2 separate regions of the Homo sapiens genome follow, and region 1 is linked to region 2. A link is a loop called in an ENCODE intact Hi-C map of the cell type or tissue named here. Cell type or tissue: tibial artery. All regions are shown on one strand. Links, peaks and the distances in the headings refer to the core of each region. The heading gives the core; the rest is flanking DNA. Region 1 overlaps COG6 (component of oligomeric golgi complex 6). Region 2 has its middle 21 kb from the start of FOXO1.

Region 1 (8,000 bases), core at 1-8,000, 1.0 Mb before region 2:
TGCAGAATTCTTTTATTTTTTCTGAGACAGGGTCTTGCTCTGTGGCTCAGGCTGGAGTATAGTGGAGCAGTCACTGCTAACTGCAGCCTGAACCTCACGGGCTCAAGTGATCCCCCTACCTCAGCCTTCCGAGTAGCTGGGACTATAGGCATGCACCACCATGCCTGGCTATTTTTTTTTTTTAATAATGAGAAAGGGTTTCATTATTTTGCCCAGGCTGGTCTCAAACTCCTGGGCTCCAGTGACCACCTTCCTCGGCCTCCTAAAGTGCTAGGATTGCAGGTGTGAACCACCGCACCCAGCCTTGGATTTGCAGAGTTCTAATTATAATCAGTTTTTGAGAACTGTTATGGCTTTACGTAAAACAGTAGAGCATCATGTTTTAGACTGCAAATATGTATACTGAAATATACCGAAACCTAGTATAGTGAATATACTGAAACCTAAAAAGTTAAGTCTTCCCACCTTGGCTTGATTTTCCTACTTTTACTAAGTCCATTGCTTTATCCCTTATTACTGCTGCCTCTGCTTTAGTCCCAAATCCCAGCATTGTTTCTTAGGAGGGGTAAAAGTTTTTACTTTTTGATTGAATTTTCAATGAGCTGAAGTTATCTCTTAAATATTTTTTTCTTGTTTGAAAGCAATGTTGCTTGACCGAATATCTAAAGGAGCTTTAAGTGCTTTTTAAGTACTTGGTTGTCTCAGAAATTGCGTGAATAGTCTGATATAGCCACTAGAAACAACCCCAACCATTTTTTATATAACTTGTTTCTTCTAGATATACCTTAGATGAATTTGGAACAGCCAGAAGAAGTACAGTTGTTCGTGGATTTATTGATGCGCTCACAAGAGGGGGCCCCGGAGGTACACCTAGACCAATTGAAATGCATTCTCATGACCCTTTGAGGTATAGTAATCAGACAGCAGAAGAGGAGTTGATGTTTTTCCAAAGGAAATCTTCATTAACATTTAGTTTTCATTAGGTATGTAGGAGATATGTTGGCTTGGCTCCATCAAGCTACTGCTTCTGAAAAGGAACACCTTGAAGCTCTCTTAAAGCATGTAACTACACAAGGTGGGTCCACCAATTGTATTGCTAATGCCTAAATATAGAAAATAACACAAGCATCTCTGTTTCTGTTCTTGTTGCCATCTTCTTCACTTAGATAAACACCTTGATGGTACAATAAGCATCCTGATTACTCTTTCTCTTCTCTAGATTCTCCCTCATTCTGCTAATAGACTTTCTCTTCCATCACCTTTGTCCTGTCACTCAACTGTTCAGTTTTATAGTGAAACCTAGTGACCTTTCATATCAAACCTAGACTCCTCTGTGTCACTTTTAAGAAATTTCTGGAATATTTAGCATACATTTTCTCAAATCCTCTGCATGACACTTTAAAGGTACAGGGTGATATTATCTTAATTTTATCTGTGTGTAAACAGGCTGAGTGACTTGTTTTAGGTCTTTAAGCTACTAATTCTTTCATTTCTGCTACCCAGCCTCTTTTTTCATTCTCATGGCACTGTTTTAAAATTTTAAGACAATTATCATATCTGTTAGTATGTTTCTGCATTGCTATAAAGGAACACCTGAAGATTGGTAACCTATAAAGAGGTTTAATTTGACTCACGGTTCTGCAGGCAGTAGAGGAAGCATGATGCCAACATCTGCTTCTGGTGAAGGCCTCAGGAAGCATAGAGTCATGGTGGAAGGCAAAAGGGGAAGAGCCAGCATGTCACATGGTGATTGAGGGAGCAAGACAGAGAGATGGGAGAGATGGGGAGGTGCCACACACTTTTAAGCAACGCTGACTATTGTGAGGACAGCACCAAGCCATTCATGAGAGATGCACTCCCATAGCCCAAACATCTCCCACAGGCCCCCACCTCCGACATTGGGGATTACATTTCAACTTGAATTTAGAGGGGACAAACATCCAAACTACATCACCATATGTACTAAATGTACTTAAAATTTTTGTCTTGATGTCAAGGAAGAAAAATAACTGTAGTTGAGAGTTGCTGATGTCTTGTTTACAGAATTCCAAATCTTCTTAGTTGTGATTACCTAAAGAGGCCTGTTTTAGAGTTTGAGGGTTTAGTGTATGATTTTAAAGTGTTCTATTTTTGGTAGGAAGTTAAGAGAGACACTGTGGCTTGGTATCACTTGACTATTTTACATAGCTCAGCCACACATCTCTGTGGTTCACATTATCTGCAAGATGAGTCAGTGTTACAAATTGGTGGTAATACTAACTTTATAGCTTCTAACTCTTCAGTATCAAGATTAGACTCAGCATATATGTTAGATTGGCACAAAGTGTGCATCGTTAGGTTCTCTTTCTGTTATTATTCTCCTTACCCAGTTTAAATAAATGTGTTTCCTTAAAGATGTTTTAGAAAAGTATAAGGCAGTATTAAGGAAGTAAATAGACTGTAGTTAGTTGAAGTAGGTTATTCTACATGAATGACTTCAATCTTCTGGGCCTCAGTTTTTCCATCTGTGAAAATGAAGGTGATTACAAGCAGTAAATGTCAAATACCCAGTACAGAGTTTGATAAATAGTTGGTGTTTTGAAAATACCAGTTTTTCTGAAAGATTTCAAGGTATATTTTTCATCTTTATACCCTCAGTGTATGTGCTAAGCAGCACTGCCTGGAACAAGATGTTTGTAAAACAAATGCTAATACATCTTGGCATCACTTCATTCAATTAATACATTTCACCCTCTTTTTTTCCTCTGTCTTATAACTTTAATCTTTTTCACAAAGAAATATTTATTTTATTAACTCAAAGTCAGATGAATTAACAAGGCTTTCTAGACACATTAGGTATTATCACAATTAATATGTTAACACAATTAGTAATGTCCCAAGAGATATCAAACTTACTAAAATATTGTTATGGTTATTTTAAAAGTCATTAGTGCCATTAATTATATGTATTATATATTATTTGTTAGTTTTTTGAACTTATATGAAGCAAAGTATAATATGGAAACAAATATTAATTATGTAGTCATTAATTTTAGGTGTTGAAGAAAATATTCAAGAAGTTGTTGGGCATATCACTGAAGGTGTGTGCAGGCCTCTAAAGGTAAAATATTTTGTTTTTACATATGCTATATGGTACCTGCTTAAATTATTACCTTATTTATAGAAACTTAAGAAACTGATACCAGCTCAAATACAATCTATAATTTTTTCAAATTAGCACACTAATGTAGACTAATAAGAAACATTTTAAAATAATAATTGCCAGTTTTCTCTCTGAGAAAGAAAATTGGAAATATTTGTAGTTTGCATATATTGACCTATTTTTTACAGATTATATTTCCTGTAGTAATTTTTCTTATTCAATTGAGAAAAAAATCTATTAAATTTAAACAGCGAATCTATGAACTCTTAACAGAGAGATTTACTAAGAATATTTTGTTTACTTGATTGCTTCAAGCATAGAAGAGTTTTTGCTTGTCATAGCAATAAATAATGATTAATCCAAGGATAAAATAATGTGTATTGGTATTATCATCAATACTGTTTATAGTGCAAGGAACAGAATTTGGAATCAAATTTGAGTTAGAATTCCCATATTGCCACTTAATTGTGTTTACTTATTGCATCCGCTTAACTCTTCTGCACCTGAATTATGCTCTGGTGGGACCTGTATATTAAAACACCTATCATCCAGGGTTGTTGTGAGGATGACTGTGTAGATGAAGTACATAGTTTATGACACTAAGTATTTAGCAGATGGTAAATACCTTTATTTTCCTTTATTAATATTTAGAGAATACTTGGCAATTGTTGGTTTACTTTTCCTTGTAAACCAACTTCATTGATTGACTTTAATTTCATACATAGAAATTGAAATCCAGAAGTTTAGTAATTAATTTTTCAAGAAATGAACTTTAAAATTAATTTTATTTTATTTCTAAGGTTTTTGTTTTTTTGGTATATGCTTCAGGCAAGGAAATCTCAGATGACACACTTGGTGACAATTGATTATATTGACAAATTTAACTGTTACTCTAACTTGATCTCATAGGACCTAACTGTATATTCAGTAAATAAATGGCTAAGTATCTTGAAATTATTTTACTTATTTCTCCCAAATGAAATATTTACTTGTCATAGTTTGATGTAGACATATATAACTTATATAAATGTTGTTTATTTTGTATACTGGCAGTTACTGGAAAGGTAGAAGAAGAGGAGGAATAAAATGAAATTTATTTTGCTATGCTTTTATACCTTTTTATAACTTCATATAGTTAAATTAAACTCCTAGTCACTTTGATAAGTAAATTTTACTTTATCTGCCTTACCTTCCCCCCTTCCTTGCTTATGTAATTATGTTTCTTTTTACAATTTTTCTAATTTTTGTGGGTACATAGTAGGTGTATGCTTTTCCTTTTCTTTTTAAAAAGTAATTTTATAAATACTATAATTTTAGAATCTAAGGGTTATAATGGACTTTTCAGTTTCCTGTCCTGGTTTGAGTAAGAATTATTATATTAAAAATGTTTAAACTAATCCAGCCACTTGTATAAAGACTTTATATACTGAAGTCTGCCTTTGTTTTAAAATGTACTTAGAAATTCTCACTTCATCTTCCTTTAATGTACATACCCAGAAAGATCTTTATGGCAATTGTAGGACATTATTGTGATCTGCTGGCAAATTTAAATGTAAGATGCCAAAGGTAAAGAAGACACTAGTAAGCAGACAAGCATCTTTTTGTTGTAAAATGAAGAAAAATTCCTTTTCTGAAATGGCAGAAACTTCAAATCTTTCCATATGATGATAATATGTATTGCATCCAGAGAATATTTAGCAGGTGTTCACAATAGTTACGTATCAAATTAGCTTGATAGTGATATGTAATCCAGCAACTCTCATACCTTCCCTTCCTTATATACTGATAGACAGTGTTACAGTATTTTAAGAATTTTTTTTCTGTATGACCTTATTTGAGTATCTTATGTTTTCAGTGAGATAGTTGTTAGTTGAGGAAAAAAATTTCGACTTTAATTATTTTTTTTTGCAATTATAATTCTGAAATTTTCTAGTGATCAATCTGCTCTTGTAATCCCACTCATACAAAATTTCTTCTTCCTAATTGATAAGCAACTAAACTTTTTCTAATGACATATGATATTGGATGTTATGGCTACTTTTCTGTCCATCATTATTCTTTGTAGATATGAATTTTTTTTGGAATAAGAGATTTTGATTTTTAGAAACATAAAAGGTTATAGTGGTAATGGGAGATAATCCTTGAGAAACTATATATTTGATTTATTCTACCTTGTTTAATCTTTTCTTTGTCTTAGTAAAGTGAAACATCATAGGTAGTAGATTAAATATTTGTAAATGTATGCATTAAGATAAGATCTGTAAACCTATTGCCAGTTTAAAGAATCTGTGCTCTAAGTTTAAGATTGCATATGTTGTGTAGGGGGTACCGTGGCTCATCAGCATCAACCCTATTACTTTGTACATGTCTTTATTCCAAAACTGTAGCTAGAAAGACCAGAACTAATATATTAAATTTTTTTTTTAAGCCCATGGGTATAAAATCCTTCTTTTATGTGAATGTTTTAGATTGCTGAGAGATTACCAGCTATCATTTGAATTTTCTCTTTTAATAAAAACTTTAGTGTAGTGTATGCTACAGACCTTAGATTATGGTGGGTTCTATGAAAGCAGGTATATGTAAAAGATCAATGACATGGAAAATAAAGCTGAATATTGTACACAATATAGTCATTGGACCCTCAGATTGAGGTATACATAGGAACAGATGTCTACCCTGAGCAGCTGTCTGTGATATTAAGGTAAAATAGGTTTGTCATCATCTTTTTTAGTCCTCCCTTCTTCCTGTGTCCCCTTCATGAACACAAACCCACTCTCTTTCTCTTGCTCTCGCTTTTGCTCTAGCTTTCTCTCTGGCCTTGGAGAGGAGAGCCACTGTTCTGTCTTTTAGCTCTTCCCTACCTTCTCTGCTGTCAGGGTGCCTGAAGCTCATTTTGCTACTTTTAATATCTCTGCCTTTATGGTTGATGCTGCTTCTCGTAATGCAGTTAGGATTTATTGAGTGCTTATGATGTGCCAGGGTCTGTTCCAACATACTTTATATCTGAGCCATTATTCCCGTTGCTGCTTTCCAGCTCTGCTAATGATTTTTCCCTCCACTGTCATCACAGTGATAATTTCCAGTCAGTTGCTGCTACCACCACTCCTTTAAGTCTCTTTGACCTTTTTTTACTTTTTACTTTTCGTTTCTCTTGTCCTTTGTTGTTTCTCCTGTGACTGTTGGGTTTTGCTGAAAATGGTTACCCTCTTATATAGCTCTCATAAGACAGAGTGTTTATTTCTGTGTGGCAAACAAAGCATTCTTGGTGTATTATTTGTCAGTCTCCTGATTTTCCAGCCTTTCTCTGTTGTATTTTGTATTGTAGCTGTTGTATTCTTTATTGCCACTTTCCCTCAAAACCTTTATATTCATGGAGAGAGTTGGAAATTGTTTTTGTTTTTTCTTCCTTTCTCCCTCCTTTCCCTCTTTGCTTTTCCTTTCTTTCTTTCTCTCCCCTCTTTTCTCTCTTTCTTAAGGGAGTCAGAACTAAGAATATTTTCTTGATGCCTCAAAATTCTGGAAGGCAGCTGGCCGGATAGCTGAGATGTTGTTTAAAATCTGCTAGTAAAGAGCTGTTTGCCTACAACTAACATTTTTTATATTTTGCTGTAATAATTATATTAAAATTAAGAAAATATCACTTTTATTGATGTAATGTATAATTTAAGTCACTGTTAAGGCCTTGATTTAAAAATAAATCATGGAAAAATATATTTTTTAAGTTCAAATGCCATTCATGATCCATGGTATTGTGTTAATTAGATAGTCTATCACCTATACCAACAGATCAATTTCATAAACATATTAATGTAAAGGTAAATTGATTTCTGTAATCTAAGAGGTTTTCATATGCAGATATAAAATCTCATTTTAGCAAATCACATTTGTTTTATGACATATGCCAAAATCTAAATACAGAGAAAGTTCAGTTTTTAAAAGCATATATTAAACATCTGTTGTGTGTATACTGTTCTACCAGATGCTACAGAGATGTAAAATAGGCAGAAGACATAATGTCTATACTGTATTTGTATTAGAAACTAGTTAGGAAAGCAAGAAGATAGAATGTAAGCAGTAGCTTAAGGACAGATACAATATTTAAGTAAGCATTTATCAGTGTAGTTTAGATTGTATTCATTAATGAGATAATATAAAAGAAGGATCAGTGAGGGATGGAATTTAATTAGAAAAGATTCATATTTCCTAAATCTTGAGGCAAATCAAATTAATCTTGAACTAGATCTGATTTTTCCCTGGTAGTCTTATAATTTGGCAAATATGTTGGTGCTAATTCAAGATTTGCCTAGTTTTCTATTCTTTGATTAATAGACAAACGATATAATAATTTATAGACTGGAATTTATTTTATTTTTTTCTTGAATATTTAGCAATAAAGCATTATGTTTTCATTGATAATCTGTTTTAGGGATGTAACAGTTGCCTTTTCAATTTCATATTGAACCAAATTCCATTATATACTGGTGATAAATCTCAAATGATCTCAATGTATTGACATTTCTGGTAACAACTGCCTTGAACCAAATTCTGCAAATAATGGGTCAGATTTTTGTAGAGTATATCTCTGTTAAAATGTTTGTTACTTTACCATCTTCTATGACTTACTACTCAGAAATTATTTAGGAGGCATTTTGTGATCTCTGCAGTAATAAAATTTTATCTTTGTTATGCTATTCATACCATATGTTATTAATGAAAAAAAGTTATACTTTTAAGAAATGTTTACTTTCCTCTCACATATTTTAATAGGTTCGAATTGAGCAAGTAATAGTTGCTGAACCTGGGGCAGTTTTATTATATAAAATTTCTAATCTCCTCAAATTTTATCACCATACAATCA
Region 2 (17,197 bases), core at 5,773-13,772:
TCTCTTAGCTGGCTGAGAAAAAGAACAAGAGAAAAAAGCTAGGGAAATTTTTTAAATAATTATTTCTTACTCAACTGAAAACCCGAAGCGTGCTGCGGTTCTCAAACATACACATGATCATGAGCTCTGATACCCACCAGTGACCAGGCTGCTCCCAGGCACTCAAATTCTTCCTTTCAATGATACTCGTCATTCTTTGACTGATGTTAGCACATCTAAATTCTTTTTTTTCCCTCAAGGAACCTGATTATTCTGGTCTGAATTGTGTTCTTCCTCCCCAAGTTCATATGCTAAATGTCTAACTCCCACTACGGCAGAATATGACTATATTTGGAGACAGGCCCTTTAGAAAGGTGACTAAGTTAAAATGAGACCGTTAGGCTAGGCCTTACCAGTCAAACCTCTGTCCTCATAAGAAAGGGTGATTTGGATGCACAGACGCCAAGGATGCCTGCACAGGGGAAAGACCATGTGAGAACAGGGAGAAGGCAGCCGTCAGCAAACCAAGGAGCAAGGCCTCAGGAGAAAGCAAACCTGCTGGCACTTTGATCTTGGACTCCAGACTGTGAGAAAATAAATTTCTGTTGTTTAAGCCACACAGTCTGTAGTATTTTGTTAGGGCAGCCCTCGCAAATTACAATGACTGTATGATCAATTATGTTTTTCCAAACATAGGTTAGGTTTTTAACATTCAAATGAGGAATGAAAGGACCCTAATTCAGGGAGGCAGTTAAGCAAATAAAGCACTAATTTTAGAGGCAGTCTCAACCAAACCCACTCTTCTAATGCGTAGTTGTTTAACAAAGCGGCACAGTCAGCACCATACAGGAAAACTGACTTACTATGTGCCAGGTATTGTTCTAAGCTTATTTATTTATTTATTTATTTATTTATTCATTTATTTATTTATTTATTAATGAGATGGAGTCTTGCTCTGTCGCCCAGTCTGGAGTGCAGTGGCGCGATCTCGACTCTCGACTCACTGCAACCTCCACCTCCCGGGTTCAAGCAATTCTCCTGCCTCAGCCTCCCGAGTAGCTGGGATTACAGGCACATGCCACCACGCCCAGCTAACTTTTGTATTTTTAGTAGAGACAGGGTTTCACCATGTTGGCCGGGCTGGTCTCAAACTCCTGACCTCAAGTGATCTGCCAGCCTTGGCCTCCCAAAGTGCTGAGATTATAGGCGTGAGCTACCGCACCCAGCCTCTAAGCACTTTTCTATATAAACTCATTTAATCTTCACAAGACCCTACTGGGCAGGTGTGATTGGAAATTGAGGCACAGGGAGGTTGGTTACTTGCACAGCTGGGATACAAACCCAGGCAGGCTAGAGCCACGGCTTTGCTTCTAACCAGTAATCCATGCTGCTTCCTTAGTTAATAGCTCTAATGCTTATTACCCCTCCCTCACCAACCACTCAGCAGGACAAAGTGGTAAATTCAAATTCAGGCTCTACTCCTTATTCCTCCAGGCAGTTTCATTATCTGAGTACTTGGCATAATAATATCTTCCTGCTGTGGGGGTCGCCTGAGATAATGATACAGGTGCTTGCCTGTGGAATCAGCCCCAGGCACTGCAGGCCTGTTTGCAGTCCCCTCTGTATCTCGGGTCTCAAGTTCCCTCTGATGATATTCAAAGAAACTCCACCAGGGCCTTAGGTTCCATCAGGGGCTTCTTCCAGATCATCTTGTATCGGTAACGCACAATGATTCAGCCACACCCATCCACAAAGGCTCATTACCTCTTGCTTTCAGTAAACCAGGCTGAACACAGGTAAGAATAGGAGAAAAAAGAGGTCCCAACTCATGCTTCCCTGACCCCTGTATCTCTTCCCTAGGCTTCTGGAGAGCCTGCCCGAGGCAGCTGGCAGCCCTTAGAACATTAGAAGGAGAAAGTTTTTGGATGCAAAGTATTCGTGAGGAGGGCTCATTGAAAAGAAAAGGCAGCCTATTGAAATTCAAGTTAAGCTTAGACCAGATCCTATGGCTAACTCCCATAGGATATCCTCCCGCTATCTCATGTGGGGATAGCCATAGGATCTGGTCTATGCTTGCAGAGCCATACAACCCTCCTCCCCACACCCAGTTGCCCGTAAGTACAATTTGAGCTCCCCACCCACCATGGTCTGCTGTACATCTTGATACCAGACCTGCCTTTCCTGGAGCTGGCCTCAGATGGATTCAGCTGGATCCAGTCCAACCAGATTGTAAGCTCTGGCCCTCCAGATAACCTCTGTGGCTTCCTCCAGGCCTCCCACAGTTGGGGCCTCTTGGAATCACAGTTGATAATGTTAGTTGCCAGCAATCACCCCGATCTCTAAAACTTCATCTCCGTGCTTTCCGTTCCTTTGCCAACCACCTGTTCAGGCTGATGATGACATTTAATGAATCTCCTTCCTTCCTAGTCTTGATAACAGCACAGGTCCCTCACCATACGAAGAGAAACAGCCTTTCAAGAACCTGCTTTGGAAATTGGCACTCTCGACATACAACTGCATTCCTTTCAGCTCACATTACTGCAGCTGCTCCAGTGCCAGCATCTAAACCATCTCATCTTGTGTCCAGTGCAGTGAAATCACCTTGTGGGGAGAGCAGTCAATGTGTTGGTAGGGACCAAGGGCCGAGCCTACCCCACTGGGAACTGGCTGGGCTGGGCCCTGTGTTTGATAGAAATCCTAACATATTCAGAGCCATAGGAATTTTCTTTTTTCTTATGCTGATAGTTTACTTCCATACTACTAAAATTTGCAAAACAAAATGCCACAGGCTAGGCTAAATACAGTGCACATTCTATCTCTCTCTCTTTTTTTTTTTTTTTTACATTTTTTTGAGACAGAGTTTCACTTTTGTCGCCCAGGCTGGAGTGTAATGGCATGATCTGGGCTCACTGCAACCTCCATCTCCCGAGTTCAAGCAATTCTCCTGCCTCAGTCTCCCAAGTAGCTGGGATTACAGGCACCCGCCCCCAACCATGCCTGGCTAATTTTTTTTTTGTATTTTTAGTAGAGATGTGGTTTCACCATGTTGGCCAGGCTGGTCTCAAACCCCTGACCTCAGGTGATCCACCTGCCTCGGCCTCCCAAAGTGCTGGGATTACAGGCGTGAGCCACCGCGCCGGCCATAGTGCACATTCTCACATGCGCTGCATGGCCACAGGGAAAGGCATAAGCTTTCTTGTCCCCCTCCATCTGATATAAATAAATAATCCAAGAAACAGAGCATTTACTTTTTCAGGACCAGATTTATTCATGGTATTGGCTGCTCTTCTGGTAAATGAGCTCGGCTTCCAGGAATCAAGCCTGCCCACGTAAACATGGCACCCCGACCCCTGAGAATGTTAGCTGGCCACTCCTCACCATATACTCCTGCCATACCACAAGTGGATGGCTAAATGGTTCACGCCCAAACTGTCATCTATCTAGAAGCTATTACAATCTAGATTTTTAAAGTTACGTATTCTAGATCCACAAAAGGTACAACAGACTAAGTGCACTTAAGTTTTGCAATTTGTTTCAGCTTGAAGGATTTCCATACGTAATTGCCCACAGTTGTTATGCAGTGTCAGAGAGCTAGCACAAAAGGCGGTCTCCCTGAGACATAAACCAATCTAAACAGAGCTGTCACTATAGTTTTTACACAGATGATGATTCTCCCTTCTGCAAATTTAGGTCATGGTAATCTGTCTGTTACTTTTGATCTTCCCATTGAACTATGTTTCTCCATCTTGCTAGTGTCTTCGATCGTTTTCTTTTGTGAAGGGGCAAAAGAAAAGTTATCCAAAAATTCTTTTTCCACTCTGGTAAAAGTAGTTTTAAGATAATACTAAAAAGTAATGTTTTATCGCCCTCTACTGGTATATGACATTAATAGCCATTTGCAAAAAAGTTAACTTTTAGAGAAAAGGTAATAAAATTCAGAAAAGTCAAAAAAAAAAAGAGCCTTTTATGTGCCTTTAACATTTGTCTTATTTTTATTTTTATTTTTTTGAGATGGAGTCTCGCTCTGTAGCCCAGGCTGGAGTGCAGTGGCATGACCTTGGCTCACCGCAACCTCTACCTCCCAGGTTCAAGCAATTCTGCCTCAGCCTCCCAAGTACCTGGGATCACAGGCACGTGCCACCACACCCAGCTAATTTTTGTATTTTTAGTAGAGATGGGGTTTCACCATGTTGGCCGGGCTGGTCTTGAACTTCTGACCTCGTAATCCACCTGCCTTGGCCTCCCAAAGTGGTGGGATTACAGAGGTGAGCCACTTCGCCCAGCCAAAATTTTTTTCTTTTTCTTTCTTTTTTTTTTTTTTGAGATGCAGTCTCGCTCTGTCGCCCAGGCTGGAGTGCAGTGGCGTGATCTCGTCTCACTGCAACCTCCACCTCCCAGGTTCAAGCAATTGTCTTGCCTCAGCCTCCTGAGTAGCTGGGATTACAGGCGCACACTGCTACGCCTGACTAATTTTTTGTACTTTAGTAGAGATGGGGTTTCACCGTGTTGCCCAGGCTGGTCTCGAACTCCTGAGCTCAGGCAGTCCTCCCGCCTCGGCCTCCCAAAGTGCTGGGATTACAGGCGTGAGCCACCGTGCCCTGCAGTTTCATTTTTATAATATCTTAAGGTAACATAAATACTTTACCTTTTTTTTTTTTTTTTTTTTGAGACGGGGTCTCTCTCTTGCCCAGGCTGGAGAACAGTGGCGTGATCTTGGCTCACTGCAACCTTTACCTCCCGTGATCAAGCAATTCTCCTGTCTCAGCCTCCCAAGTAGCTGGGACTATAGGCGCCTGCCATCACACCCAGCTAATTTTAATTTTTGTATTTTTAGTAGAGACGGGGTTTCACCATATTGGTCAGGCTGGTCTCGAACTCTTGGCCTTAGGTGATCCACCCACTTTGGCCTTCCAAAGTCCTGGGATTACAGGCATGAGCCACTGCACCCAGCCATTTGCTTTGTTTTTTAAAATTTTTATTTATTTTAATATTTTTAGTAGAGATGGGGTTTCACCATGTTGGCCAGGCTGGTCTCGAACTCCCGGTCTCAAGTGATCTGCCTGCCTCTGCCTCCCAAGGTGCCAGGATTACAGGAGTGAGCCACTGTGCCTGGCCACTATTTTCATTATTGTTCATTATACAGGCATCTTTTAACATTAGGTATCTGACTTGTCTGCATCTTTTGTTCTAATATTGAGCTTTGCTGGGGGAAAAAAAGTTTATCAGTTGCATAATTTGGGGAAACTTTCTAAAGATACTTATTAAGAGAGAATTTCTCTTAGATATTCTCACTCTCTCTGAAGCATCTTTCTTTTAATTAATTAATTAATTAATTAATTTTTTTTTTTTTTTTTTTTTTTTTGAGACGGAGTCTCGCTCTGTCGCCCAGGCTGGAGTGCAGTGGCAAAATCAGGCTAACTGCTACCTTGACCTCCCGGTCTCAAGTGACCCTCCCACCTCCGCCTCCCAAGTAGCTGGGACTACAGGTGTGTTGCACCATGCCGGGCTAATTTTTTTAAAACTTCCTGGGCTGGTTGAAGCTTGCTTGCTTGCTTGCTTGCTTGCTTGCTTGCTTGCTTGCTTCTTTCCCTCCCTTCCTTCCTTTCTTTCTGTCTTTTCTTTTCTTTTCTTTGACAGAATCCCGCCCTGTTGCCCAGAATGGAGTGCAATGGTGTGATCTCGGCTCACTGCAACCTCTGCCTCCCAAGTTCAAATGATTCTCCTGCCTCAGCCTCCCGAGTAGCTGGGATTACAGGCTCCTGCCACCATGCCCAGCTAATTTTTGTATTTTTAGTAGAGACCGGGTTTCACCATGTTGGCCAGGCTGGTCTCGAACTCCTGACCTCATGATCCACCTGCCTCGGCCTCCCAAAGTGCTGGGATTATAAGCTTGAGCCACCATGCCTGGCCTAAAGCTATCTTTTTTTTTTTTTTCCTCCTGGGTTCAAGCAATTCTTCTGCCTCAGGCACGCGAGTAGCTGGGACTACAGGCACGCGCCACCACGACTGGCTAATTTTTTTTTTTTTTTTTTTTTTTGAGACGGAGTCTCACTCTGTTGCCCAGGCTGGAGTGCAGTGTCGCGATCTCGGCTCACTGCAAACCCTGCCATTTGCAATGGTTCAAGCCATTCTCCTGCCTCAGCCTCCCGAGTAGCTGGGACTACAAGCGCCTGCCACCACACCCAGCTAATTTTTTGTGTGTGTGTGTTTTTTTTTTTTTAGTGGAGACGGGGTTTCACCATGTAGCCAGGATGGTCTCGATCTCCTGATCTCGTGATCCGCCCGCCTTGGCCTCCCAAAATGCTGGGATTACAGACGTGAGCCACCGCGCCCAGACCTAATTTTTGTATTTTTAGTAGAGACAGGGTTTCACCATGTTGGCCAGGATGGTCTCGATCTCTTGACCTCATGATCCACCTGCCTCAGTCTCCCAAAGTGCTGGGCTTACAGATGTGAGCCACCGCACCTGGCGCATTTTTCTTATTAGTCTAAAACTAGAATCTTTGTTTCACTTGAGATAAAGGAAAGAAGTAGGCACTGGGAATGGATCAATCTTTAAAGAAATATTATGCTTTGAATTTCCATGAACAATTAGAATAACAATAGAAGGTGACTGATGAATAGCTATTATGATAAAACCCAAGTTTTCTATAAGGATAACAGACAAACATATCATGCCACATGAGATCAGTGGATGGAAGGGAACTAAGGCAAGCAGGGCCAGTGGTAAGGAGGAGTGTAAGAACTGGGACTAGAATGATTATGGATTAAATGGAAACAAAAATTGTCCCAAATAAAGCAACCACTGCTTTAAGCAGCAGTATAATTTTCAACATCAATTTGCACATAGTAACACTTTTTAAATTGTATTTAATTTTTAAATATTTATTTATTTATTTGAGACCAGGTTCTGAGACTGGCTAATTTTTGTATTTTTGGTAGAGATGGGGTTTCACCATGTTAGCCAGGCTGGTCTCAAACTCCTGACCTCAGGTGATCCACCTGCCTCGACTTCCCAAAGTGCTGGGATTACAGGCATGAGCCACCATGCCAGCCTCATCCTTTTTTTTAATCCTAATTTTGCTTTTAAAATTAATTGGAGGAGAAGCATTTGAAGTACACTTGTCATATAACTTTGATTTCTACCATTTATTTCCACCTCTTGCTTTTAAAATCTGTTAAGTGAGAAGTGAACATTTTATCAAGGCATATAGTTAAAATGTCCAAAACCATGGAATGTCTCAGTGTGTTCTGCCAAAATCTTAATTCTAGGTGTTTTAGCTTCAATTTTAAAAACTGCCATTATTAGCCATACTGTAGGAAAAAAAAAAAAAAGGATGCCTCAACTGACAGTTCTTCTAGAGCCAAACCTACCCATTATAATTTCACAGGAACTAGACAACTTGAAAACTGAGCTCATCTCCATGGTTTATTTCTCCTAAGGTCAGAAGGACAGTGAAAATTTGACTAACTTCAAATCTCAGCTTGTGTTCTAGGGAAAGGGAAGGCACAGGAAGAAGAATACTTCTTTTCTTTTTCTTTGAGATGGGGTTTCACTCTTGTTGCCCAGGCTGGAGTGCAATGACATGATCTCGGCTCACTGCAACCTCCGCCTCCCAGGTTCAAGCGATTCTACTGCCTCAGACTCCCCAGTAGGCTAGGATTCCTGGCACATACCATCACGCCCAGCTAATTTTTGTATTTTTAGTAGAGATGGGGTTTCACCATGTTGGCCAGGCTAGTCTCGAGTTCCTGACCTCAGGTGATCTGCTCACCTTGGCCTCCCAAAGTTCTGGGATTACAGGCGTGAGCCACCACGCCCAGCCAGAAGAATACTTTTTATGACCAAGCCTATTAAAATGCAAATCATTCCTACTGCATCCCATAGTTTTACTAAAATACCTGTCTCAAAAAAAGAATAACGAGAGCCTGACACCTATAAGCAACCGCATTAGGGCCTTTGCCGTCTTGTTGAACGGAAGGTAGGGTCTCCTTGTGCTAAAAGCACAACTCCTACAGGTGGGAAAAGTTGGAAACCCTGATTTAAAAAGCAGTTGCCCTGGGTTTGTTTCTGTTTTTGTTTTCTGAGTTCCACCACTAACTTACTTAGAGAAAACCTATGATTACACAGTTATTCCAGAAGAAATTCACTGATGCTTTCTTATCCCATGTTAAAAACTATGGTAGATACTCGAATGAGAGCTACCATTTAGTCCATGCTTACCGTGTGCCAGGCACCATTCTAAGTATTTCATTCATATTATCCAACATATCAGAAGTTCTACGTCGCTATCAAATAAGGCAACCAAGGCACAGAGGTGTTAAATAATTTATGCACAGTAACACAGCAAGTCAGCCATGGGACCAGACCTGCCATCTTGCTGATCTAACAGTAGGGCCCTGTGGCTGATGCTGTGCCCGCGGGTACAAAAGGAACACCATGGGCTGGGTGCAATGGCTCATACCTGTAATCTCAGCACTTTGGGAGGCTGAAGTGGGTGGATCGTTTGAGCCCAGGAGTTTGAGACGAGCCTGGGCAACATGGTGAGACCCCATCTCAATTAAAAACAGCAACAACAAAAGGAACACCAGGGCCAGTCCTTCCTGGAGAGCCTAGGAGGGAAGCCCAGAACAGCCAGCTTAGTCTTGGAGGACAGGAGGACAGGATGGTAACAAGTTTCCCAGTTAGAGAAGGAAGGTGGTACTCTAGCACGTGGAAAGGTACAGAGCTGTGAAGTTTGCCATTTAATCAATGCAGGGCCACCAAAGCCTTTTTTTTTCTTTTTTTTTTTTTTTTTTGAGACGGAGTCTCGCTCTGTCGCCCAGGCTGGAGTGCAGTGGCGGGATCTCGGCTCACTGCAAGCTCCGCCTCCCGGGTTCACGCCATTCTCCTGCCTCAGCCTCCCAAGTAGCTGGGACTACAGGCGCCCGCCACTACGCCCGGCTAACTTTTTGTATTTTTAGTAGAGACGGGGTTTCACCATTTTAGCCGGGATGGTCTCGATCTCCTGACCTCGTGATCCGCCCGCCTCGGCCTCCCAAAGTGCTGGGATTACAGGCGTGAGCCACCGCGCCCGGCCTCTTTTTTCTTTTTTTGAAATATGGTTTCCCTCTGTTGCCCAGGCTGGAGTGCAGTGGCATAATCATAGCTCATTGTAACCTTGATGTCCTGCGCTCAAACCATCCTCCTGCATCAGCCTCTCTAAGCGCTGGGATTAGAGGCATGAGCCACTATGCCTGGCCCTGAAAGACTTTGTAAATAAAAGGTTATCATTATCGACACTGTATTTTCACAGATCACTCTGGAGAAACTGATTTCTGTTGGGTTCTTTCATCCCCACTATTCTTGGGGAAGATACGAAGGTGATGCTTCGGAAGGAGATGCAAAGTGCTCCACATTATCTTCCTGTAGAACCACGCTCCAGTAAGTTATGTTTCCATTAGGGAGCCCACTTACCCCAATTCTGGATTTTGCTGGCTGTAGGCTAATAGATGTAGGATGATTTTACAGACTTGAGTGTGTTGAGCAGGTATGTGCAGGTGTGAGGACAGAGAAGGATCTGGGCTTTGATCCCTTCTGTATCTCTACCTGTGCTGAGGGCAAGATGAGGAAAACGGCCTGGGCAGCCCCGGGCTGAGCTATCAGTGGCCCTCAAGTGGAGAATTAAAGAAAACAGAATGGAAATGAGGAAGATTTTTTCAGAACAAGGAAGCAGACGGAGGTTTTCACCTACTTAGTCTATCATGTTATGATAGATTAATAAAGCCTTATTGTTTTGTTCTGTTTTCATCAAACATTTACTGGCTGTCAGCTCTGCCAGCCAGCATGCTAGCCACTGAAAATGAATAAGATGCATTTTAAGACTTTGGGACCTCTGCTTTAAAAATAAAAGGAAGCAAGCTCTTGGTTCTATTCTTCAGGCCACTGATTTGGTGGAGTCAAAAAGCATCACCCCAAGTATCGTTGATTGGAAACTATAACCATAGGTGATGGGTGAAAAACCCAGAAAAAGAAAAAACAAAGGATGATGAGAAAGAGGTACCGTGACATAATTTATTTATTTATTCATTTCTCTCTTTTTTTTTTTTTTTTTTTTTTGAGACAGAGTCTCGCTCTGTCGCCCAGGCTGGAGTGCAATGGCACAATCTCGGCTCACCGCAACCTCTGCCTCCCAGGCTTAAGTGAGTCTCCTGCCTCAGCCTCCTGAGTAGCTGGGACTATAGGCATGAGCCACCATGCCCAGCTAATTTTTGCATTTTTAGTAGAGGCAAGGATTTGCTATATTGGCCAGGCTGGTCTTGAACTCCTGACCTCAAGTGATCCACCTGCCTCGGCCTCCCAAAGTGCTGGGATTACAGGCATGAGCCACCACGCCTGGCCCCATGACATAATTTCTGTCTTAAAAAATATATCTTGAACCTGTCTGTCAGGTGGATACAGGACTTTAGACACCAACTTCCCCTTCTACATGAAGCCAACCTGCCCACAGCCCCTGCTCTGGGAAGCTGCCCTGGACTGAGCTGGACATGGTTGACCATAATCAGAGAAGAGGGACCAGAGGATCTGATCCAGGGCAGGACCTTGAGGTGGCCTGAAAGGATGGTTCTGGTCAATAGGGACTATGGTCATTACAAAGCCAGCCAGCCTGGCTCCTTCCATGTTGAAGTTTACAAGGATGAGACAACATTGGGCCAGGCATGGTGGCACATGCCTTTGGTCCCAGATACTTGGGAGGCTGAGATGGGAGGATCACTTAAACCCAGGAGGTCCAGGCTGCAGTGAGCTGTGATTGCACCACGCTCTCCAGCCTCTCCAGTCTCCAAGCAACAGGAGTGAGACTGTTTCAAAAAAAGAAAGAAAGAAAGACAACACTGTCCATTGGGTAAAGGGAGGAGGCCAGGCTACTATAGTGGGAGCATGAAGACCACGAGATCCAGACAGAAGAACTGGCCCTAGACCAGCCTTAGATCCAGGTCCAGTCCATGTGAACTTGCCACAAACCCTTTTTCTCTTAAAAAGGTTTGAGTGAGTGAGTCTTTGTTTTTGATATAACTAGCACCTAGCAACCATTCCAGAAACAGTGTGGAGGATGGGTTTGCAGAAGGCAGATTTTTGGCAACTCTGCATTTGATAAAAATACTTTATTGAACTCTTTCCAAATTATTACCGATTGCATTAGACACTGTCACATCTCCTGTAAGCTCTAAAATTTCAGGCACTTTCTCTTCACTTTGCACTCTGAGTGGCTAAGGTGATTTTTTTTTTTTTTTTTTTAGTCTCGCTCTGTCACCCAGGCTGGAGTGCAGTGGCACAATCTCAGCTCACTGCAACGTCCGTCTCCAAGGTTCAAGCAATTCTCCTGCCTCAGCCTCCCAAGTAGCTGAGATTACAGGCACGCACCACCACATCTGGCTAGTTTTTGTATTTTTGTAGAGATGGGATTTCGCCATGTTGGCTAGGCTGGTCTCGAACTCCTGACCTCAGGTGATCCACCGCCTCAGCCTTTCAAAGTGCTGGGATTACAGGCGTGAGCCACCATGCCCGGCCTCATGTTCTTTAAGCTTTGCATGTAGTGGGTCTTCTATAAATGTTTATTGAATTAGAAAGACTGCCAAAAGGCTCCTGGGACTGATAAATGACTTCAGCAATGTTTCAGGACACAAAATCAATGTACAAAAATCAGTAACATTTTTCTACACCAATAATGTTCAAGCTGAAAGCCAAATCAAGCATGTAATTTCATTTACAATAGCCACAAAAAATAAATAAGTAAAATACTTAGGAATACATCTAACCAAGGAGGTGAAAGACTTCTACAAGGAAAACTACAAAACACTGCTGAAAGAAATCACAGATGACACAAACAAATGGAAAAACATCCCATGTTCATGGATTGGAAGAATCAATATCGTTAAGATGGCCATATTGCCCAAAGCAATTTACAGATTCAATGCTATTCTTATCAAACTACCAATGCCATTTTTCACAGAATTAGAAAAAAAAAAACTATCCTAAAATTTATATAAAACCGAAAAAGAGCCCAAATAGCCAAAGTAATTCTAAGTAAAAAGAACAAAGTTATAGGCATCACATTACCTGACTTTAAACTATACTATATGGCTACAGTAGCCAAAACAGCATGGTACTGGTACAAAAACAGACATATAGACCAAAGGAACAAAGTGAAGAACCGAGAAATAAAGCTGCACACCTACATCTGATCTTTGATAAAGTTGACAAAATTAAGCAATGGGGAAAGGACTCCCTATTCAATAAATGGTGCTGGATGTAATAGCTGGCTAGCCATATGCAGAAGAATGAAACTGAACCCCTATATTTCACCACATAAAAAAATTAACTGAAGATGGATTAAAGATCTAAATGTAAGACCTCAAACTATAAGAATCCCAGACCAGGCTGGGTGCAGTAAGTCACGCCTGTAATCCCAGTACTTTGGGAGACTAAAGCAGGAGGATAACTTGAGCCCAGGAGGTTGAGACCAGCCTGGGCAACATAAGACCTTGTCTCTACAAAAAAAACAATTTTTTTTAATTAGCCAGATGTGGTGGCATGCACCTATAGTCTCAGCTATTTGTGAGGCTGAGATGGGAGGATCACTTGAGCCCAGGAGGTCAAGGCTGCAGTGAGCCCAAATCACACCACTGCACTCCAGCGTAGGTGACAGAGAAAGACCCTGTCTGAAAAAAAGAAGGGAAGGAAAGGGGAGGGGAGGGGAGAGGAAGGAAGGCTAGGAAACACTATTCTGTACATCACCCTTCGGAAACAATTTATGACTAAGTTCTCAACAGCAATTGCAGCCTGGGTGCAGTGGCTCATGCCTATAATCCCAGCACTTTGGGATGCCAAGGTGGGAGGATTGCTTAAGCTGAGAAGTATAAGCTGGGGCAACATAGGGATACTCCATCTCTATAAAAACATTTTTAAAATTAGCTGGGTATAGTGGCACATGCCTGTGGTCCCGCTACTCAAGAGGCTGAGGTGGGAGGATCACTTGAGCCCAGGAGGTCAAGGCTGCAGTGAGCCATGATCATGCTAGTAGTTTGAGACCAACCTGACCAACATGGAGAAATCCCGTCTCTACTAAAAATACAAAATTAGCCAGACGTGATGGTGCATGCCTGTAATCCCAACTACTCAGGAAGCTGAGACAGGAGAATCGCTTGAACCTGGGAGGCGGAGGTTGCAGTGAGCCGAGATCGCGCCATTGCACTCCAGCCTGGGAAACAAGAGAGAAATTCCGTCTCAAAAAAAAAAAACCTATCAAGAGCATGCGGACAACCTATAGAATGGGAGAAAATATTTGCAAAGTATGCATCAGACAAACAACCCCATTAAAAAGTGGACAAAAGTCCAGACACAGTGGATCATGCCTATAATCCCAGCACGTTGGGAGGCCGAGGCGGGTGAATCACAAGGTCAGGAGTTCGAGACCAGCCTGGCCAACATGGTGAAACCCCATCTCTACTAAAAATACAAACATTAGTGGGACGTGGTGGCGCATGCCTGTAATCCCAGCTACTTAAGTGGCTGAGACAGGAGAATTGTTTGAACCTGAGAGGCAGAGGTTGCAGTGAGCTGAGATTGTGCCACTGCACTTCAGCCTGGGCAACAAAACAAGACTCCGTGTCAAAAAAAAAAAAAGTGGACAAAAGATATGAACAGTCACTTCTCAAAAGAAGACATACAAGTGGCCAAAAAAAAATATGAAAAAATGCCTATCATATTAATCATCAGAAAAATGCAAATCAAAACCACAATGAGATACCATCTCACACCAGTCTGAATGGCTATCAATTACAAGTCAAAAAATAACAGATGCTGGCGAGGCTGCAGAGAACTAATTTACATTCCCACTAACATTTATACACTGTTGGTGGGAATGTAAATTAGTTCAACCACTGTAGAAAACAGTCTGCAGATTTCTCAAAGAACTTAGAACTACTGTTCAACTCAGCAATCCCACTACTGGGTATATATTAAAAAAAAAAATAGGCTGGGCACAGTGGCTCATGCCTGTAATCCCAGCACTTTGGGAGGCCAAGGCAGGCAGATCACCTGAGTTTGGGAGTTCGAGACCAGCCTGACCAACATGGAGAAACCCTGTCTCTACTAAAAATACAAAATTAGCCGGGCATGGTGGCGCATGCCTGTAATCTCAGCTACTCAAGAGACTGAGGCAGGAGAATCGCTTGAATCTGGGAGGCAGAGGTTGCGGTGAGCTGAGATCACACCATTGCACTCCAGTCTGGGCAACAAGAGTGAAAACTTCATCTCAAAATAAATAAATAGATAAAATAAATTGTTCTACCAAAAAAACACATTCATTCATATGTTCATCGCAGTGCGATTCACAATAGCAAAGTCATAGAATCAACCTAGGTTCCCATCAACAATGGAGCAGATAAAGAAAACGTGGTACGTATACACCACAGAATACTACACAGCCATTAAAAGGAATGAAATGGCTGAGTGCAGTGTCTCATACTTGTAATCTCACCACTTTGGGAGGCTGAGGAGGGTGGATCATCTGAGGTCAGGAGTTCAAGACCAGCCTGACCAGTATGGAGAAACCCTGTCGCTACTGAAAATACAAAAATTAGCCGGGCATGGTGGAGCATGCCTGTAATCCCAGCTACTCAGGAGGCTGAGGCAGGAGAATCGCCTGAACCCAGGAGGCGGAGGTTGCAGTGAGACAAGATTGCACCATTGCACTCCAGCCTGGGCAACGAGAGTGAAACTCTGTCAAAAAAAAAAAAAGGAATGAAAGCATGTCATTTGCAGCAACGTGGATGCAGCTAGAGACCAGTATCCTAAGCAAATTAATGCAGAAACAGAAAACCAAATACTGCATGTTCTCACTTATAAATGGGAGCTAAATGTTGGGTGCTTATGGACATAAAGATGGCAACAATAGACACTGGAGACTACTGGGGTGGGGCAAGGGTTGAAAAATGAACTATATTAGGCGCTATATTCAGTACCTGGGTAACGAGATAAATCATACCTTAAACCTCAGCATCATGCAATATAGCCAGGTAACAAACCTGCACATGTACCCTCTTAACCTAAAATAAGTTGAGATTATTTTATAAAAATGAGTAAGTATGGTGTATTTAAAGACAAAACTCTACTTCGTTCCTCATATATAAGCTTTTTGATCAACAGGAAATTCAGATTTCAGAAACATAGTGGAACTCTTGCTTGGAGAATTGAGATGATAAAATGTAAATGAAGCACTCAGCTTTCTGTCTGAATGTTAACTGTAGTTGCTTTTCTTCACTGAGCACCTGCCATGTGCAGGCTCAATGTTCTGCTCACTCCTTTTCTCCTCACAGCAAACTGCCATGAGGATTTGCACACCCTTTTTACAGATAAGGGAACTGAAGATTTTTTTTTTTTTTCTGAGACAGAGTCTCGCTCTGTTGCCCAGGCTGAAGTGCATAGACACAATCTCGGCTCACCATAATCTCCACCTCATGGGTTCAGGCGATTCTCCTGCCTCAGTCTCCCCTGTAGCTGGGACTACAGGCACGTGCTACCATGTCTGGCTAATTTTTGTATTTTTAGTAGAGACGGGGGTCTCGCCATTTTGGCCAGGCTGGTCTCGAACTCCTGACCTCAAGTGATCTGCCCGCCTTGGCCTCCCAAAGTGCTAGGATTACCGGCGTGAGCCACCATGCCCAGCCTGAAGCTGAACAATATTGAGTGACATACAAAGTCTCTTGGGTAGAAGGTGTGGAAGTTAGGGCTGTGAATTGAATATGTCTGGTAATTTTTCTGTCACACTCAACTTTTAATTTAACTGTCCCATCACAGCTTCCAAAGGGGCAGCCTAGCATGCCAATTACCCTTTACTCCACACATGCTCCCACAATAGCTAATTAGGTTGAGAGAGGGCACCTCACCCAAGGGGACCAATCCGCAGGGTGAGCAGTGACCCAGGATGTGGATTAGGAGAGAGGTTCTGCCCCAATGGAGACAAGATTGGCCAATTACATTTTGACTTTTTCAAGAATTTAAACTACGAGACAACAACATAATTATGAGCTGATGGTGGCCCTTCGAGCTGAGAGGTTGTGATGTAGACTTGAGAAGCCACAGTAAATGCAAGACAGAAGCAGCGATAAAAACAATTAGAGGCCGGGTACAGTGGCTCATGCCTGTAATCCCAGCACTTTGGGAGGCTGAGGCAGGAGGATCACCTGAGCCCAGGAGTTCAAGACCAGCCTGGGCTACATAGTGAGACCTCATCTCTACTAAAAATTAAAAAAATTAGTTCGGCGTGGTGGCATACACCTGTATTCCCAGCTACTTGGGAGGCTGAACCTGGAGTTTGAGGTTGCAGCAAGCTATGATCATGCCACTGCGCTCTAGCCTAGTGACAGAATAAGAGCCTGAGACCCTATCTAAAAAAAAAAAAAAAAAAAGCAATTGGAATTTCTCCAATATGATCTCTCATTCTCTCTCTCTCTCACACACACAGACACACACACACACACACACAAATCCATCCTTACTCTCTCTCTCTATCTGAGATGGGTGGATGGATGGATATTGTGAGAGTAATGTGAGAGGTGAGTAGAACAGACCAGAAACACAGCTTGTTGGACAAAAAGTCGACAACTGCATTCATGACACTATGCTGCCTTGAAACAAAGTACATCCACTTATATGGCAGGATCTTTATAATATTGGAGGACTTTCAAACTTGTGTTGTGCACAAATAATTTTCGTGTTTTTTTTTTTTTTTTTTTTTTTGAGACAGAGTCTTGCTCTGTCGCCCAGGCTGGAGTGCAGTGGCACGATCTCGGCTCACTGCAAGCTCCGCCTCCTGGGTTCACGCCATTCTCCTGCCTCAGCCTCCTGAGTAGCCGGGACTACAGGCGCCCACCACCACACCCGGCTAATTTTTTGTATTTTTTTAGTAGAGACCGGGTTTCACCATGTTAGCCAGGATGGTCTCGAGCTCCTGACCTCGTGATCCGCCCGCCTCGGCCTCCCAAAGTGCTGGGATTACAGGCGTGAGCCACCGTGCCTGACCTAATTAATTTTCTTTTCTTTTTTTTTTTTTTGAGACGGACTCTTGCTCTGTGGCCCAGGCTGGAGTGCAGTGGCGCCATCTCGGCTCACTGCAAGCTCCGCCTCCCAGGTTCACGCCATTCTCCTGCCTCAGCCTCCCGAGTAGCTGGGACTACA

Evidence for each region. Peaks named below come from ENCODE experiments on the same cell type or tissue, not always from the same donor. Only the 100,000 strongest peaks of a DNase experiment are listed, where the experiment ranks them.
Region 1: a loop joins it to region 2, with 27 times the contacts of the local background. A loop is called at or near these places in 85 of 110 quality-filtered maps.

Annotation. Positions count from the first base shown.
Region 1 is chr13:39,686,725-39,694,724 of GRCh38, forward strand. It overlaps COG6 (component of oligomeric golgi complex 6), which reads left to right. Exons shown (of 19, transcript NM_020751.3): 9 at 779-907; 10 at 984-1,075; 11 at 3,036-3,100; 12 at 7,910-8,000. Among named protein-coding and RNA genes, the nearest start is that of MIR4305, 27 kb to the left of the region's middle. In tibial artery, for the core only: no CTCF peak of the experiment used is centred there; no DNase peak of the experiment used is centred there.
Region 2 is chr13:40,679,324-40,696,520 of GRCh38, forward strand. No RefSeq gene overlaps it. Among named protein-coding and RNA genes, the nearest start is that of FOXO1, 21 kb to the left of the region's middle. RefSeq lists enhancers at 586-1,350, 1,351-2,115, 2,116-2,880. In tibial artery, for the core only: no CTCF peak of the experiment used is centred there; no DNase peak of the experiment used is centred there.